Linked DNA regions of Homo sapiens: all the other regions are linked to region 5. The links are chromatin contacts, found by Hi-C or POLR2A ChIA-PET in ENCODE. All regions are on one chromosome and are shown on one strand. Each heading gives the region's core, a stretch centred on a gene start or an enhancer-like site at or near the end of the contact. The rest is flanking DNA. Distances are from core to core; before and after follow the strand shown.

Region 1 (2,931 bases), core at 43-2,542, 430 kb after region 5:
ATTTATACCAGTGCAGTTAAATTTCTAGCCTGCCCAAGGCCAGATCAAGACCCTATTTTGGATATGGTGAGCCAGGTTTTACATTGCTAACACACTGAGATATGAAACTTACGACCTATGCCTTTTTGTACAGGAAAGGGTAAAAGCAGGAATTGGCCCAGGCCATGGCTCATACCTGTAGTCCCAGCACTTTGGGAGGCTGAGATGGGCAACAGATCTCTTGAGCCCCAGAATTCAAGACCAGCCTGGACAATGTGGCAAAAACATGTCTTTACAAAAAATACAAAAATGACCCAGGTGTGGCCGGGCGCGGTGGCTCACGCCTGTAATCGCAGCACTTTGGGAGGCCAAGGTGGGCGGATCATGAGGTCAGGAGATCGAGACCATCCTGGCTAACATGGTGAAACCCCGTCTCTACTAAAAATACAAAAAAAAAAAAAAAATTACCCAGTTGTGGTGGCATGCGCCTGTAGTCCCTGCTACTAGGGAGTCTAAAGTGGGAGGATCGCTTGAGCCTGGGAGGTTGAGGCTACAGTGAGCCGAGATCACACCAATGCACTCCAGCCTGGCCAACAGAGTGAGACTCTGTCTTTAAAAATAATAATAAAATAAATAAAGCAGGAATCATGAATGAAAAAGAATAGGCTTTTATTAATGGAGATTCAATCTTTGTTTCAGCTTACAAATACGAATATTTTTACACTCATTAGCCCTCTGTGAAGATTCTCCTCTCCTCAGTGGCATGTAGCCTGAGAGCCAAATCCTGTTTGATTTCTGATCACATCACCTGTCCCTTGCTTATTAGCTTTCTCTACTTTGGTTTTGGAAAACAGAGTTTCAAGTATTCTCTTTCTTTTCTACTCTGACAGTGTCAATGAAAATGGCCTGTCTTCAGTGGCTTTTAGGGGCTCTGTGGCAATGCTAGCAGAAAGCAGGGCCTGAGCCCATTTGGTGGCTCTTGAGTCTCTGAGTTGTCTGAAGAGTCCTGCCTCCATTTCAGGAAAGTGGGAGCAGAGGGTGACAGCTGAAGAGACAGGAACGACTTGAGAAACCCCAAAGTTTCCTTCAGCCTGCACCTCCCCCAGCCCCCTCATTACTCACTTCCCCTAGCCAGGCTCACGTGGCTGCTGGGCTGAGTCGCCTCAGCTGCCGTGGCAGTGTCACCACCTCCATCCTCACTGGCCAGCAGCGGGAAGCCGTTGTTCCATTAGAGTCAGCCGCTGGTTGCTTGTTCATCTTTTGGTGTGAGCCCTCCCAGGATATTTCCTGGAACGCTGGAGGGAAACATTTCTTCACCCAGCCTTTCCAGGCTTCAGCTCATCGTAGTCTTTGCCTTCCCATTCTCACGAAGGCGGGGAGACCTTTGTCCAAGAAAGGGAATTCAGGTTACTCACCCACAGCATGCTGCTGTGCTTTCGTTTAGCATTCTGCCCATTTGGCCCTCGGCATTTTGGGAAGCTCTGCAGCTTGGCCTGGGGCTACTAATGGGCAGGATCCCACCCAATCTGTTGAGAACCTCAAAGACAGCATCACTGCTGTGGGTTAGGAAGGACTCTTGGCACCTCGTATTCAGATTCTGTCTCTCATTAGTATCATCATCTTTGAAGACAGACAGCAGAATTCTCCACTTTTGCCCCCATCTCCTACCTTGGAATCAAAATATTCTCCTTCTCCCAGCCTCCTAAGTAGGAATTGATTTGCATCAGGCAGTTTGACTCAGTAATGCAGTCAGCCTTCCTGAGGAGTTGACGCGTAGGCAACTTCACCTGGTGCCCCGCAGCTGATGGCTTTTAGATCACGAGTCTCTGTCCTCCATCTGTCCCCTCGACTCTAGGCTTCCCAGGTGAACAGGCTTCCCTCAAGGCTGCCTCCGTGCCTCCACCCACCTCTCCAAACTTACCTCTAGCCACACCTCACTGCAGATCGGCCCCAGAAGGGTGCTGTCAGCCTCTGTCTGCTCCAGAGGGTCCCTCCACATGCAGTTCCAGCAACCCCCACCCCAGCCCTGTCTCCACAAGTCACAACCCTGCCCACACACCAAGGCAGCAGGAGAGTCTGTACCTTCCCACCAGCCCCCAGAAAAGAGAGAGAAATTGAAAACCGAAGATTAAGTTTCTCTCCTTTCTGTGAATCCCCTTAGCCTGGGTCTGTGACAGAGGTCCTACCAGGGACATTTGCTCAAGATTCAGACTCAAGGGGGCTTCCAGTTCTAGCCAATGATACGATGGTTTGTGGAGAGCTTGTCCCGAGCATGGGGCTCCACTTTATATCCTCCATGTTTTCCCGAAGAGTCTTTTCGCCCTTACTTACAAAAACTGTTAGTGTCACTTGTGGACACTCCACAGTGGTGAAACCATTTCCTGAGCTCAGGATCCGTGTCTGCCAACCTTGTAAGTGCCCCTCTTGGGTGGTAACTTAGTGCCCAGAGACCCCCTGCCCAAGTCCCTCTGTGTCGCCAGCCATGGTGTTCCTAGATATGCCATGTGTTGCAACTGTCTTTTGAGCCACTCTCATGATGGGCTTCTTAATTTTAACTTTGTGTTTCTTAACTTGTAACTTCTAATAAGTGGTCCTTTATAATTTCCTATATTTTAAATTTAGTTCTGGCCCAGCACAGTGGCTCACGCCTGTAATTCCTGCACTTTGGGAGGCCAAGGCGGGCAGATCACCTGAGGTCAGGAGTTCAAGACCAGCCTGGCCAACATGGTGAAACCCTATCTCTACTAAAAATACAACAAATTAGCCGGGCGTAGTGGCATGCCCCTCTAATCCCAGCTACTTGAGAGGCTGAGGCAGGAGAATCACTTAAACCCGGGAGGCAGAGGTTGCAGTGAGCCGAGATCGCACCACTGCACTCCAGCTTGGGTGACACAGCAAGACTCCGTCTCAATAAAGAAACAAATAAAGTTCTTCATTAATTGTAAAATTAAC
Region 2 (2,927 bases), core at 187-2,686, 480 kb before region 5:
GTTTCAGTACTGAGTGAGTGGTTAAGTTAAATATTAAAAGCTAAAAAAGTCAGTGCCCTCATACAAAGGCTGGAATGTAACAAGAGCCCACCAAGAGTCTTGCCTAGGCCCTTCCTGGGCCTTAAAGCATGACAAAATAAGGAATGAATTCTTAACAGGACCCGTTTAAGATTAAACAAGTTTTATTGTGGGTCTGAAGAAACTCCCCAGGCCTCTAGAAACAAGTTTATTGGGGGGCCTGAAGGAACTCCCCAAACCTCCGTGATTTAGCAGGAGACAAGATAAGGGTAATCACCCCAGCACCCGGACCCATTTAGATTAAGTAAATTTACTGAGGCTCCAGAGGAAAGTCTTCAAGACTCAGATCTTAGTTATAGATTAGAAGTTAATCACTTATGTCTTTGGATGAATGCACACTTACATGTAGACATACAGCTTAGAAGGTATATAAGCTCTGAAAAACTTTGTAATTTTGAGTTGGGCTGGCGATAATTTCCAGGCCTTCTCCCTGTAACTGGTTGCAGAAAGTAAAAACTCTTTTCCTCCCCAGCTCATCTGCATCTTGTTATTGGGCCACGAGAATAAGCAGCCCGACCCTCAGTTTGGTTTGGGAACACTATGGCCTCATTGTCTTTTAAAAGCCTACAACACATACAATTTCTATTCCTTGGGGAGGCTCTCATGTACTAGTTTCCTGTCATCTGCCCAGTAGCTCTTCTGGGCAGGGACTGTGACTTGCTCATCTTTACAGCCTTCATAGTTTGGGACAGTTGGCTGTTAGGTTGGGAGAGGATCGCCATACAGTGGATGTTTTCCTGTCCTGCATTGGAGTTTCAGGCCTGAAGACGAGCTGGGAATTGGAGCATTTGGCAAACTGAGTGGATTTAGGTCCTCAAGAAGAATAACTGACCTTCGCCTTGGGGTGTGAACAGTGCCTGGGATTGTGTTCTGTCTAAAAAAACTAGTCCTGGGTGGGGGCATCTAGGCACAGAGAAGCACCTGAGCGGAATGCAGGCCCCACCATTCCAAGGTACAGCCAGCATCCCGAGGTTGTTCAGTAAAGAGATCAGAAGGGTTGGCCTCTCTGACAGACCCAGGGTGGCCTTGTGAGATTTTATAGGCTTCAAGATGGAAAGGGACCTTGAAAGGATGTCTGGATCATTTCTCTGACCTCAATGCATGATGGCCCTGCTTTTAAAGGCTTCTCCAGGGAGAATTTCTCCATGTTATATTTTCTGTGTGACTTCTAATAATCATTCCCTGGAAGCTATCGTCTGTATCTAATCTGTAGTCCATCTTTTCAGTCTACCAAAGGCAGAATGCTGGAGAGTGAGCTTTATAAATTGGAAAGACCAGGCTGAGCTAGGAGATTTTAGTTCCTTTGACCTGTGCCAGGGGAACGTAGAGTTTCCCAATCTTCAAAGCATCTCACTGCCTCTCTGTTCTCTCTCCAGGTCATGGAGTGAGAGATTCAAGGAGGTTGATCATTAACTTAGTGACTAATTGACTTTTTATTGCAGTTTCACTTTCCAACGGACACTACCTTATTTGTAGAGGCATCTGTGTCCCTTACTACACTCTGAAGTTAAGGTAGAATGAGAAGGAAATTGTATACTTTTCGACTATGAAAATAGAAATGGAAACAGTGTGATCATTGTGCCATCGAGAGACCAGATGCCACATTTCAGCATCGATTCTTACTCTATGTTTTGACCTTCCTCCGGCCCAAGGATTCTGGTTTAAATATTTTCAACACTGATTTTACAAGAGAAATTCAGTTCTCTTTAGCATATAAATTTCTTTGTGACACTTTAATGTTGTGAACTATAAATTGATTCATTGTGTTTATTTTAAAAAGTCTTCTCTGTTGATGGGAGGAATTACTATAAATATAATTCCATTGTAAAGGAAAAGTTACCCAATCTCCCCAACTGTGGCTTTCTGAGGTCTGTCATTTTAGATGTTTCCCCAAGCTGCCCGAGCCCCTCATTCATTTCTGGGCCTCCGGCATTTAAGTAATTATGCTAGATGGCACAGGAATTGTTACCAGATAATATCTTAGAAATAGGAAAATTACAAGCTAATTTCAGTCCATCTCAAATTAATGAGAATGTTCTTTGTGGAGTGCTACCAGTGTAAACCTTTAGAAAATGACAAGTCTGAGATATTTAAATCCTCTGTGGAGCTTAGCACAGCTCTGCCAGCACACCCAATTGCTATTATCTGGCCAATTGCTGGGGTGGCTCTTTTATCTCCCACCTAGGTTTTATTAATTCAATTTCCTCTGGGGCTTGGCTGCCATCAGCAGCTTCTCTCAGGGTGGAGGATCGGGGAAGGCAGTAAGGTTCTAAGGGACATAGCTCAGTCTTTAAGACTATCATCTGGGCTGGAAGGGCCCCAATTCAAGGCAGTGACTGGCAGACACAGTGCTTCTCCTGCTTGGTCTGGAGTGCACAGGGGTGGCCTCCTTCATCCCAGCATACACTTTACATCTTTGATCTTGTTTTTTCAACCTAGAATTATTTCTCACACGTGGGCATGGCCAAAGGCTGTGCTTTAATGTGGTTTGTCTCCAAGCAGTTGACTCATTTAATCTCTAAATGATTTCCTACTCCTCCTGATGGGGGAGGTGAGCACCAGGGTGGGAGAAGCCTGATGTATTCTGGGCACCGGCCCGGCCCCTTTGGGTATCTGATGCCTCTATCTGTGGTGTTCCCTCTGCACAGGTGCTATCTCTCCACCACCACCATCCTCAGCCCCCATCAGGGCCAGCTGCAACATTTCTCTCTGGGGTGGTACTGAGGGACTATGCTCTATTTGGAAGGGCTTGCATGACACTTTGTATGTATGACACTGAGAAAATTTAGTTGTACTGAAGAATGGAAAGGGTAGAGACATGGAGTGGGCTGAATGGAGCCTGTGTCCAT
Region 3 (2,700 bases), core at 93-2,592, 300 kb before region 5:
CTCAGATGATTGTCAGAATCCACTCATAACCCCCACACCCTTAGATTTTGTTTCAGTAAGTCCAGAGTGGAGCCCAAGAGCAGAGTTGGTTTTGTTTTTTGTTTTTGACACAGAGTCTCGCTTTGTCACCCAGGCTGGAGTGCAGTGGCGTGATCTCAGCTCACTGCAACCTCATTCTTCCCAGTAGCTGGGATTACAGGTGCCCGCCCCCACGCCTGGCTAATTTTTGTATTTTTAGCAGAGACAGGGTTTTTCCACGTTGGCCAGGCTGATCTCAAACTACTGACCTCAGGTGATCCGCCCACCTCAGCCTCCCAAAGTGCTAGGATTACAGGCGTGAGCCACCATGCCCAGCCCAAGAGCAGAGTTGGTTTTTTTCCTGCATACACCTAGATGCTTTTGATGATCAAACAAATGTATGTGACATGGGTTGGCTATTTTATACTCCTTTTTCAGTTTAACTTTATTTAATAGGTTCTGGTAGATTAGCATAGCCAGTGAACCAAGAAAGCGTTGTTTTCCTTCCTTCTGTTCCTGGGCCTGAATATTTGCCCTAAAGTACAAAGAATGCTCCTGTGGTAGGATTGTCATTTTTCCTCGGGGCTTGAACAGAGCTGTACATTCCAGATGTCCCACAGTATCAGCTGCCCCCTTCATCTAGAAGTTTGGCTGTCACTTGTATATAGTGATGGGATTAAACAAAGTAACTCGTTGAAGCATCCCAGATGAATAAGTGGGGAGAATAAGTTATTAAGTATCTAGTGGGAACTGGTTTGTTAATCTAACTTACAAGAATAGTGGTTCTCAGTTCCATGATTACCTAATGACTAGCAATCCTTAGCCCTGCAGAATAGCTGCAGACCAAAAAAAAACGGGGAAAGCCATGACTTGAAAAGAATAGTACTGGTTCTGAGGAAATACACAGCTATAGAAAGACAGCACTCCCTGGAACTCCTCAGGGGTGGCAATGGTAGAGGTTGGTGGGTGGAACTTTGAGCCTCTTCAGCTGGAGCAGTCTGGCATTATCTATTACTTGGCATCATATGCAAAAAGAATTCTGATGCTTAAAGAGAAAAAGGTGGAAAACCCATTCAGAGTGCTATTGATGAGTAGCTTGTTGCCCAGAGAGATGCACAAAGTCGCACAGCTATTAGTGACAGGAACCAGGACTAGAAATAAGGTCTCCTTTTCCTAACAAGAATACTAAACCTTCCTGAAGTCCCAGTAAATAACAGTGGTCTGGGAAGAGTCCTTTAAAAATCGAGTTATGGCCTAGCATATTGTTACGGTGGATTCTGAGTTAAAGTGAAAGTACGAGTCATGCTTGCTGTGTTGTTTATGCAGACAAGGAAGTGTGTACAGTGGTCTGAACATTGTCCACCTTTTATGTGTCTGTCACCACTGTTGGCTACTTCATCCCCTCACCAGGCTGGATAACTGATGCTTTACTACTGACTACCCATCTCATTTTCATGATTTCATGCTTTAGACATACAAAGAGAATCTGGAATCAGATCCTGTAGTAAATCAGTAGCTGTAGTAAATCAGTAGCCACATGAAACTGGCATTTTAAATTGAAGTGCATTAACTGGATAGTCCTAATCAATAAGCACGTGGTTTGTTGTCCAAAGAGTATTTTAACTACGTGACAAAATAAATATTATATTTAGGTTTCATTATGCCTTTCTTGTAAAGACTGATTTTCCATTTTATAAGGTAAAATGCTTGTGAAACTTGATGCAGAATATTTGACTACTTGAATTCAGCAGAACATACTACATATTTTTCTTTGTAGACATTTTTGGCAGTTTCATTCTTTAAGAACAAGTCGAGAAGTAGATAATCTTCTCTACCCAAATTTTTTACCTTTTGAGAAAAAATATGGATTTAAATTATGAGCAATATTAAACTCTCATTACATCATCAGAAATCTGGGAGCTAAAGTTTATTTCAGAAGTCTTATTAGATGGAGTTGCATTTCTTAAATTAGGAGTTATGTTTTATTTAAATTTCCTGCCTACCCTTGGAGTTGTAAACATCACCTTACTTCATAAAACCTTCCCTGAAGTGCCTCGTAGTTTCCCATCTCTCTGTGCCCATGTGGAGATACTGCTATTTCTTGTCTTTTATCCAAATGGGCCTGAAAATTCAGAGTGTAGCCACAGTAACTTCTGTGCTGTGAATGCATATGGCTTGGATCCCAAGTAGAGCACTCAGTCTGCCTTGCTCTTTGATATCAATTATAATCTATTAACATAACTAAAATCCCATATATGGACTCCTTTGGCTGTTTTCAATCTTAAAGCCGTTTATGGTAGAACTTTTCATGTAATTCTCTTATCTGCAGTTTGAATGTATAAACAACTTTTCACCTTGGTTCCATTTTATTTTTATTATTATTTTTTTTCTTTTTTAGAGATGGGGTCTTGCTGTGTTGCCCAGGAGGCTAAAGTGATCCTCCCACTTCAGCCTCCCAAAGTACTGAGATTACAGGCATGAGCCACCATGCCTGGGCCCTTTTTCTGCCTCTTTATGGTCACTTCATTTAATAGGTACGGTCAAGGTAGTAAGATTTGTGGCTACTAATAACTGCCGCATTATTTCTTCCTTACTTGGAAAGAAGGAGAAGCTTGATACGTAAATATAAGATGACATTTATTTCTATATTTTTATAGAAGATTTTTATTATTATATAGGTCC
Region 4 (2,739 bases), core at 74-2,573, 320 kb after region 5:
AGTTACCTTATTCATCAATAAAAAATTTTCCTTTCAGCCAGGCACAGTAACTCCTGCCTGTAATCCCAGCACTTTGGGAGGCCGAGGCAGATGGATCACTTGGTCGGGAGTTCAAGACCAGCCTGGCCAACATGGTGAAACCCCATCTCTACTAAAAATGCAAAAATTAGCCGGGTGTGGTGGTGCACACCTGTAGTCCCAGCTATTTGGGAGGCCGAGGCAGGAGAATCACTTGAATCCGGGAGGCAGAGGTTGCAGTGAGCTGAGATCATGCCCCTGCACTGTAGCCTGGGTGACACAGTAAGACTCTGCATCTCAAAAAAATAATAAATAAATAAATTATTTCATTGTAAAATTTATAATAGCATTACCCCTCTCTTCTCAAGATTTTACTGTGCTGAAAATCTTTGCTGCCCAAGAAACCTCTAATATGCAAATAGAAGAATGATGTCTCAAATCAAGGGAACAAGTTGTAAATGATTGTTAACAAGTGGTTGAAGAAAATCAACCTTAAACCAATAATTTGTACATAATTAAGAATCTTTATATCTGAGTTGAGAAACCCACTCAAGCTAATAACACAAAAACAAAAGCAGGGATGATTTTATAGGAAGTATGCAAAGATTCCTTATTGAACTTAAGGGGAGCAAGTACACCTGGATTTCCCAGAGATCTGGAACCTAAAATTGAAAAGCCATTGGGTCCTGTTTTGGGGGTCATTTCGTTTCTGGTCTCTGCTTCCTTTTGCTTCTGCTTTATTCTGCTGCTGCTTTCTACCATCCAGGTTTATCTGTTTGCTTACTTGGACCTAAAATAGCAACCCCAGCCCTTCCTCTTCTTCCCTCCAACCTTGTGAGTGCAGTGCCTTTAGCTGTCTTAAAGTCTTAAAGTCCTCATTCTCAATTCCTGAGAAAGAGAATCTAATTGGCTCTGCTCTCATCAGGGTGTGACTCCAGTCTTACCAGACATGGTCAGAAGAGAGCAGCAGTAACATGTGGCCTTTGTTCCATCCACCTTAATGACGAAGAGTTTATTACCAACTGCTACGGTTGAATGTGCCATCCAAAACTCATGTTGAAACTTAATCCCCAGTGTGGCAGTATTGAGAAGTGGGACCTTGAATAGGTGATTGGATCCCTTATAAATGGATTAATGAATTCATGGATCAATAGATTAGTGAGTTAATGGATTAATAGGTTAGCATAGGAGGGGAACTAGTAGCTTTATAAGAAGAGGAAGAGAGACTTGAGCTAGCATGTTAGCATGCACTGTGTGATACCCTGCATCATCTTGGGATGCCACAGAGAGTCACCACTAGCAAGAAGGTTCTCACCAGCTGCATCTCCTTGACCATGGCCTTCCCAGCCTCCATAACTGTATAAATTCCTTTTTCTTTATAAATTACCTAGTTTCAGGTATTCTGTTCTAACCGACAGAAAATGCACTAAGACATCACCTGACCTTAGAGGATGCTGATGGAATAGAATAGAAACAGCACAGGGGTGAGCATAATATAATAATAGGAAAGAGAATGTGTTATAAATTTTCTTAAAGTAGTGTGACTACCTGTGACATTTCTTATATTTTGGAATATGGCTTTGATGAAGATGCTAAAAATTATCTTGCCATTAACCACAGGAGAAGTTCATCAAGTTCTAATAAGGACAGCTCTAAATCTCCAGACAACAACATAGTGGATTGGTATTTAGAAACTTTATTAGAGAACTCTTTAGTTCTGAGTTTGCAGTGATGATGCATACCAGACAGCTGTAGAGTTGCCTTGCTTCTTTCCTGTGGTTTGTTTCATTTCTAAATGGTTGTCCTGATATGAGACTGTGGGAACAGTACCCAGTCCAGATATCAGTCAATGATAAACAAAGATAGCTGTGTGCAGCCACAGCCTGACTGGTGCTAGTTTTTTCTCGTGTGTGTGTGGGTATGTGATGTCACAATCTGTCATCCCCTTAAGGTATTAAGTTTATAATTCCAAAATGTATCTTTTAAGATTTTCCTGTTAAGTTGAATGTTCTAATTTTTTAATTAGCATAACAGCTCGCTTAATTCTACACTTGCCATACCTGTGATAAGAAAAATATATCTAGTAACTGTTTAGAAACCCTATCGGGGCCAGGGTGGCAATGGGGAGTTGGGTTTACCAAAAACTTGAATTTGGGTCATCTGCAAATGTTTTGTTATTTATAAGCAATTATTATTTGATTTATGTAGTATTCCTGTGCCATTTACTCCACAAAAATGTGTTGAATATGTATAGTTCTGAAGTTCTGATGTTGCCTTAGTAGCATTCTTCTTTAATCAGAGATCTATAAAATTAATATTTGAGGAAATAGGTCATATTTACTGGTATTTGCCAACCATGGAGGTAATTATGCCATGATAGGACAATTTGAATTTGTAACAGTCCTGTGAATTCTGCTACTGAAGTTTACAGATTTTAGAGTCACTGATTGAATATTTTCTTCTTGTATAAAATTTTCACTAAGTAAAAATGAATTTCTTAAAGCATCTGCTTCTAGAAATAGTGGGAAAATTCCATTTGGAATCTGTCATTGACAATCCTTTTTTTTTTTTTTCTTAACATTTATGTGTATGAGACTTTGTAAATCACAACATTTTCCAAATGGGTTTATGAACTTGAATTTTGCTGCCTTTTCTCAGATTTAATTGAAGAGAATGGTTAGCACTGATTCAGTAGGAGAGATGACTGTGAATCACTCCTGA
Region 5 (2,941 bases), core at 405-2,904:
CAGTACCTCAGGCCCGTATGATTATCTGCTGATGGCCCCACTTAGATGTACATAGCCACTTCAAAATGGGCCCTCTCCCCAAATCTAAGAAGCTTGTTTTCAGTAATTGATCACATTTAGTTCTTTTAAGTCAAGAACCTGAGTGATTCTGTACACTTCTTTTTACATCTAATGAACTTAAGTTCTGTTGATTTCTACCATTTAAGTATTTTTCCCCCTTAGTCCTTAACGACTAGGTTTCCTGCCTCCAGAATAAGCTGAAGTCCTCCAAGATGTACTGTGGTTTTCTCTAAGAAACTTAACACATTTTTCTTTCCCCAGATATCCCAGAAGAAACTGAAGAAACAAAAACTTATGGCACGGGAGTAAATTCAGCATTAAAATAAATGTAATTAAAAGGAAAAGAATGTTGGTTGTCTTTATTAGTGAACATATTTCAAGTGTCCTTACAAGATGGATCAAATGAGGATTTTTTAGGATTAGAACTAGAAACACAAGATTGTTTACCCTGCACCATTAAAAACCATTTTCATGGCTGGGCACAGTGGCTCATTTCTGTAGTCCCAGCACTTTGGGAGGTGGAGGCTGACTGCTTAAGCCCAGCCAGGGCAACATGTCAGAACCCTGTCTGTTAAAAAAAAGTAAGTGTGGTGTCACTTGCATGTAGTCCCAGCTAATTGGGGGGCTGAGGTGGGAGGCTGCAGTGAGCACTACTGCACCCCAGCGTGGGCAAGACAGAACAAGACCCTGTCTCAAAAAAAGTTTCATTATCCCAAAAGGAATTTGCAGTGGTTTTCTTTGCAGAACAATCCAGTATGTGAATATACCAGTTGATCATCCCCAGTTGGAAATGGCTCCATTGAGCATTGCCTTTGAGTATGATAACAGCACTCAGGCTCAGGTTTTGAAGCTTTTTAGGTTGATGCTCAACCTGTATCATTTCGTCAATTGATAAAGGGGTTTTGTTTTTGCTATTAGGAACGATGGTACTGTGAACGTTTGTGTGCAGATTTTTGTGTTTTCATTTATTGAGTATATACTAGAGTGGAATTGCTAGATCATAAGGTTACCTGAGTAAACATCTGAGGAACTTCCAAATATTTCCAAAAAGGCTGCACGCTACATTTCCACCAACGGTTTATGAGGGTCCCAGTTTTCACACAACTTCGCCAACACGTACTGACATCCTAGCGAGCGTCAGTACTTTTCGTTTATAAAGTGATGTAACTGCTTCTTTTAAGCAACTGACGTTTGTAAAGTTGGCCTTAATGTTAGTTTGCTCTGCCCTTGAATTTAAGAAACCAGCAAAACTAATAGCTTATCCACAGTTGCCTCAACGGCCTAGCTGCCACCTTCCGTGTGGGTGCCGCGCCGTTTGCACAGGCATCATCCTTTACCGAGATCCTGCGTTCTGGGTCTGGGTGTAGTCAGGTCAGGCTTTCTTCCCGCAGCGAAGCTTTTAGTTGGGCATCTGGGACGCGCAGGACTTTCGCGCTACCTGCAGGCCGCAGAGCCGGAAGCCTCGCCGCGCCCCTTGGGCAACACTGCTGCGTGCTGTGCGACCCCGGGTTGACGCAAGCGCGCCTTTGTCGTCCCCGTTGAAGGCGCCCATTGGCTCGGCTGCGGATCGTCCCTCCCTCCGGAAGTGCGGACATTGTCAGCTGCGTTTCCGCGGTCGCGGGTGAGTGTGCCCGGGCTAGCGGCCTGGGTTGGGCTTTGTAGCTGCTCCGCAGGCCCAGCCCGGGCCGCGCTCGCAGAGTCCTAGGCGGTGCGCGGCCTCCTGCCTCCTCCCTCCTCGGCGGTCGCGGCCCGCCGGCCTCCGCGGTGCCTGCCTTCGCTCTCAGGGTACCTTCCTTCCGCGAGCGCGCTCCTCCGCCCTCCGCCCCGCCCTCCCCTCCCCTCTGTCTGTATTCTTTGTCCACCACCGGCGCCCTCGGAGCTTGCATTTGCCTCTCCGATACTTTATATTGATTTTGTTCTTTTCCGTGGCCAAGTATCGGTTTCACATCCTTTCTATGACCTTCACCGTTAGGCCTCTGTTCTCGTCTCTTTTCAATCATTGTCATTGACTCAACCTGTCCCCGCTCCCTCTGTCTCCACTAAGATGACATGCTCAACTGGATGACTTGGAGGAAGGTGACTTTCCCTGTTATGCCTTCCCTATTTCGGATGGAGCCTCAGACTTTAACTGTCTACTCTGTTGTCTGGACTTAAGTTGAGTGAAAGAAGATTCCTCTGCAACAGCTTTAATCCGTTTTGCTCGCTTTGTTGGCTTGGAGCGAATAATTAAAATAATAATATCTCGTAGCCACCTTCTAGACTTTTCTGACCCAGTTTCCATATGTGTGAAGTAAAATATCTTACCGAAGTATTATTATGAAGATTAAAAGATAAGATACAAATAGGCTTCATTCCGAAGAGAGCTAAAAAGTCTCTTAAAAGCCGTAATTGTGGCGTAAGTGATTAGTAGTATTTGTCCTCGAGAGTTTATGTACATCGTACTGTGTGCGAACTTACTTAAAACACAATTGCAGAAGTAAAAATGAATCTTTATGATGGAGGGCCTGTCAGTCACTAAACTAGTACTGGTAGCATTGTCAGTTGTTTTGAAGGGGTTTCGTTGGTTTGGAAAGTTTGGTAAAAGTTTGGTAAAAACATGACCATTGTGTTTTTGGAAGAGGAAAAGGCAAGAGCATTGAGGAAAACCAGAACTGGAAATAATGGTCTTAGAAGCTCTAGTTACCAGTTACCTCTGTGAGAACTTTGGACAGGTTACAACTTTTGGATTTTTTTTTTTTTTTAATCTTGAGACAGGGTCTGCCTCTGTGGCCCAGGCTGGAGTCCAGTGGGCCATCATAGCTCACGGCAGTTTCGGCTTTCCTGGGCGCAAGCGGTTCTCTCCTTCCTCAGCTCCCCAAATACCTGGGACTACAGGCGCGTG
Region 6 (2,700 bases), core at 152-2,651, 510 kb after region 5:
CTTTGTCGCCCAGGCTGGAGTGCAATGGCGCCATCTCGGCTCACTACAACCTCCTTCTCCCGGGTTCTACTGATTCTCGTGCCTCAGCCTCTCAAGTAGCTGGGATTACAGGCATGCGCCACATGCACGGCCAATTTCTTTCCCCCCCCCCCTTTTTTTTTTGTATTTTTAATAGAGACAGGGTTTCACCATGTTTGCCAGGCTGGTCTTGAACTCCTAACCTCAGGTGATCCCCCAGCCTGGGCCTCCCAAAGTGCTGCGATTACAGGCGTGAGCCACCTAACCGGCCCATTTCATTGTTTTTCAAGCAGTCCCACCAGCGTGGAGAGGAAGGGGTAAAATTTAAATACGATGAAGAGGAAAGGACGGCTTAAGATAAAGAGCTTGGGCTGACGAGGGAATAGTCCCAGGGTTCAATTATCCAGCAGAGCGCGGCCTCCCCACGCCCGCCCACCGGGGATAATTAAAAGCCGGACGCCTCGGTCCCTTCCCCAGGGAGGCGGCGGCGCTCCGCGTGTGAAACGGCGCTCAGAAATGAACGGCGACACAGTGGCTTCATTGTTCGGCGGCGGGGGAAACTGAGGCCGGAGGGCGGCCGCCGGGTGACTGGAGGCTGGGTCACCACGTGAGTCAGAGGCGCAGACGGGCAAGATTGCTGTCATTAAGGTTTACAGGTCTGCAGCCGCCGCCGCGGCTGTGCGGCCCGAGCCGCGCCCGGCCCGGGTCTCGCTCGGCCACCCCGCCTCGGCGCCTCGAGCGCAACTGCGGGTGGCTCGGCCACCGCGGGGGGCTGGAGAGGTGACCCCGACGGTCTCCGCCCGCCCTGCGCTCCTCTGCCGCCGCCGCCGCCGCCCCGCTCCCGCGGGCCCGCCCTCTGACAGCGCCCGCTGAGGGCCAAGCCTGGCGGCTGGAACCTGAGCCCCGGGGTGGCTGCCACCCCCGCCCGGCCTCTACCTGCGCCACCCGCGCGGCGCCCCGGGAGGCGGCGCGAGCTCTGGGAGCGCGGCGCCGGGAAGACGGCATACGGCCCGGCCCTCGCCGCCGCCCGGCGCCTCCGCTGCGCGCGCGCCCGCCGCCCCGCCCCCCACTCCTGGGCGCGCGCACCTCGCTTCTCCCGAGGCCGCGGGGTCCCGGTTGCGCGCCCGGCCCGCCCGCCCCTTCCCCCTGCCTCCCCGGCCTCGCGTCGCCACCCGGCTGAGTCACGGGCCGCGCACACTGCACGTCTGACTGCACGGGCCCCTCGGGCCTGCACCTCCGCGGCCCGGAAGGGACGGAAGCCCCGCGTCCCCACCCCCACCCCGGGAGGGTCCCTGCGGCAGTTACGGGGGAGCAGCGATAGCTGCCCTGGAGGTCGCATTCCCACCCGGCCCCCGAGTTCTCCGGGAGAACTCCCCCGCAGCCTCGGCGGCATCGCCTCCTCCAATCTCCCCAGGAATCGTGTTTCCCCCAACCCTGCCTCCGTGCGCGCCGGGGTGGCGGCGGGATCCCGGTGCCGCCACCCCTCGGCCCCTCCGCCGCCGTGCGGGACCGCGATGGGGGAGGGGACAGGCCCGGTTTCGGTGAGGGGGCTGGGGTCGGCCACGCCCTCTTCCCTGGCCCCAGGGTGGGGGCCGCGAGGATGGCGGGGTCACCGGGCTGAACTCGCGCCTGTCTGACCTGCGGGGGTGTAGGCGGTGTGGACTGTGGACTGGAAGACGTCCTTAAATTTTTAAAAATAGTCTTGCCGTATGGAGAAGAACACTGGAACCTTTAAGTCCGCATCCCCTCGCCCGATTCGGCTCGTCTTAGTCCAGAGTGTAACTCCAAACATACTTATTAAGAAACTGTTGCTTTATTTTGACTCGTTTACATAAAATTTCCACTTTGGGGGGGATGGCGGTGGGCTTGTGGATTCCCTAAAATAACTTTTAATGGAGCGAAGCCTTCCATTATGGGAAGCGCCTAGACGCGGAGAGGCGTCTGGGGGCCTGGGTTGCCGTCACAGCCCTGCCACCAGCTGGCTGAGCGACCGGGGCACGTCGCTGCCCCCTCTGCCCGTGTTAGGAGAGTGGCCGCGGCGGGGCGACTGCACGAGCTGCCCCTAGGATTGAAAGACAGAGGCTGTCTCTCCTTAACTTGCTTTGATCCTGCAGAGAAGCAAAATGGAGTGAGATTAAAAATAAAGAAGATGCAAGCAGTTTGCTTTTCTGAATGGTGTGCCTTCCGCCCCGCTCCAGTTGTATTTATCATGCAGACAAGGTCAAGGTAACCTTCACGGTCTGGCCAGTTCCATTAAGTACAGAGTGCCCTTTCACTAGGAGGAGACCTCCATTGAGAACTTTACTTCCCACATCACTCGGGAACCTTCAGGGCTTTGAAGGCTCCTACTCCAAAGGGTCAGGAGGGGAGAGGCCCGGAGGGAATGCGAAGAGAGACTTTTCACAAAGGGAGAGAAGAATGAAGGTGAACAGGTGATGTCGACTTGATGTGTGACATTTAGGGATTCATAAACGGTTTATGGTCCTGTCCCAGGAGGCCCTGCCCTCCCCACCCCCATGGCTCCGAGGGGCTGAGTAATGTGGACACCCCGAGGTAGCGAGGTAGCGCAGCTAGGAGACTTTACTGCCTGGTCCTGCGCTCTGCTAACCTGCCTGCTTCCTTCCTCCCTCCCCTCTGCTCTGCCAGGGTGGGTAGGGGGGTGAGTGGAACAGAGCCCACAGG

What was found. Hi-C counts contacts between places; a loop is a spot of excess contacts on that map. ChIA-PET counts read pairs that join two places held with the same protein, here RNA polymerase II (POLR2A). Pooled maps may share reads with other maps.
Region 1: a map of natural killer cell shows a loop between it and region 5 (2.3-fold over the local background). The contact joins the enhancer-like site here to the promoter of C18orf32 in region 5. A Hi-C loop is called at or near these places in 1 of 168 maps with a recorded cell type or tissue (natural killer cell) and 1 of 50 pooled maps. POLR2A ChIA-PET finds 5 or more read pairs at or near these places in 1 of 52 experiments (activated naive CD4-positive, alpha-beta T cell).
Region 2: a loop to region 5 is called in a map with no recorded cell type, with 4 times the contacts of the local background. The contact joins the enhancer-like site here to the promoter of C18orf32 in region 5. A Hi-C loop is called at or near these places in 3 of 37 single-sample maps with no recorded cell type and 3 of 50 pooled maps.
Region 3: a pooled map shows a loop between it and region 5 (2.3-fold over the local background). The contact joins the enhancer-like site here to the promoter of C18orf32 in region 5. A Hi-C loop is called at or near these places in 4 of 50 pooled maps. POLR2A ChIA-PET finds 5 or more read pairs at or near these places in 2 of 52 experiments (RWPE1 and naive thymus-derived CD4-positive, alpha-beta T cell).
Region 4: a map with no recorded cell type shows a loop between it and region 5 (4-fold over the local background). The contact joins the enhancer-like site here to the promoter of C18orf32 in region 5. A Hi-C loop is called at or near these places in 6 of 37 single-sample maps with no recorded cell type and 3 of 50 pooled maps. POLR2A ChIA-PET finds 5 or more read pairs at or near these places in 3 of 52 experiments (H1, HEK293 and activated B cell).
Region 6: a loop to region 5 is called in a pooled map, with 4 times the contacts of the local background. The contact joins the enhancer-like site here to the promoter of C18orf32 in region 5. A Hi-C loop is called at or near these places in 8 of 50 pooled maps. POLR2A ChIA-PET finds 5 or more read pairs at or near these places in 2 of 52 experiments (WTC11 and activated T-cell).

What each region holds. Positions count from the first base shown.
Region 1 is chr18:49,054,217-49,057,147 of GRCh38, reverse strand. All of the region lies in intron 17 of DYM (dymeclin), which reads left to right. Among named protein-coding and RNA genes, the nearest start is that of MIR4744, 5.9 kb to the right of the region's middle. Within about 2 kb of position 1,292, at least 12 of the 41 ENCODE cell types and tissues checked have a DNase peak (open chromatin) inside an H3K27ac peak, as active enhancers do.
Region 2 is chr18:49,965,898-49,968,824 of GRCh38, reverse strand. The region is part of intron 10 of MYO5B (myosin VB); the gene reads left to right. Among named protein-coding and RNA genes, the nearest start is that of SNHG22, 150 kb to the right of the region's middle. Within about 2 kb of position 1,436, at least 2 of the 41 ENCODE cell types and tissues checked have a DNase peak (open chromatin) inside an H3K27ac peak, as active enhancers do.
Region 3 is chr18:49,787,358-49,790,057 of GRCh38, reverse strand. It overlaps ACAA2 (acetyl-CoA acyltransferase 2), which reads left to right. Exons shown (of 10, transcript NM_006111.3): 8 at 2,697-2,700. Among named protein-coding and RNA genes, the nearest start is that of ACAA2, 25 kb to the left of the region's middle. Within about 2 kb of position 1,342, at least 4 of the 41 ENCODE cell types and tissues checked have a DNase peak (open chromatin) inside an H3K27ac peak, as active enhancers do.
Region 4 is chr18:49,160,940-49,163,678 of GRCh38, reverse strand. The region is part of intron 15 of DYM (dymeclin); the gene reads left to right. Among named protein-coding and RNA genes, the nearest start is that of MIR4744, 110 kb to the right of the region's middle. RefSeq lists a silencer at 1,772-1,831. Within about 2 kb of position 1,323, at least 2 of the 41 ENCODE cell types and tissues checked have a DNase peak (open chromatin) inside an H3K27ac peak, as active enhancers do.
Region 5 is chr18:49,485,947-49,488,887 of GRCh38, reverse strand. It overlaps C18orf32 (chromosome 18 open reading frame 32), which reads left to right and starts at 1,654. Exons shown (of 3, transcript NM_001035005.4): 1 at 1,654-1,845. All of the region lies in intron 5 of RPL17-C18orf32 (RPL17-C18orf32 readthrough), which reads left to right. RPL17 (ribosomal protein L17) reads left to right here. Exons shown (of 7, transcript NM_001035006.5): 7 at 322-407. The coding sequence ends at 369. MIR1539 (microRNA 1539) reads right to left here and starts at 1,515; the gene lies at 1,466-1,515. RefSeq lists an enhancer at 1,596-1,755 and a silencer at 1,796-1,925.
Region 6 is chr18:48,974,337-48,977,036 of GRCh38, reverse strand. No RefSeq gene overlaps it. Among named protein-coding and RNA genes, the nearest start is that of SMAD7, 25 kb to the right of the region's middle. RefSeq lists silencers at 633-752, 783-1,082, 1,183-1,302. Within about 2 kb of position 1,401, at least 24 of the 41 ENCODE cell types and tissues checked have a DNase peak (open chromatin) inside an H3K27ac peak, as active enhancers do.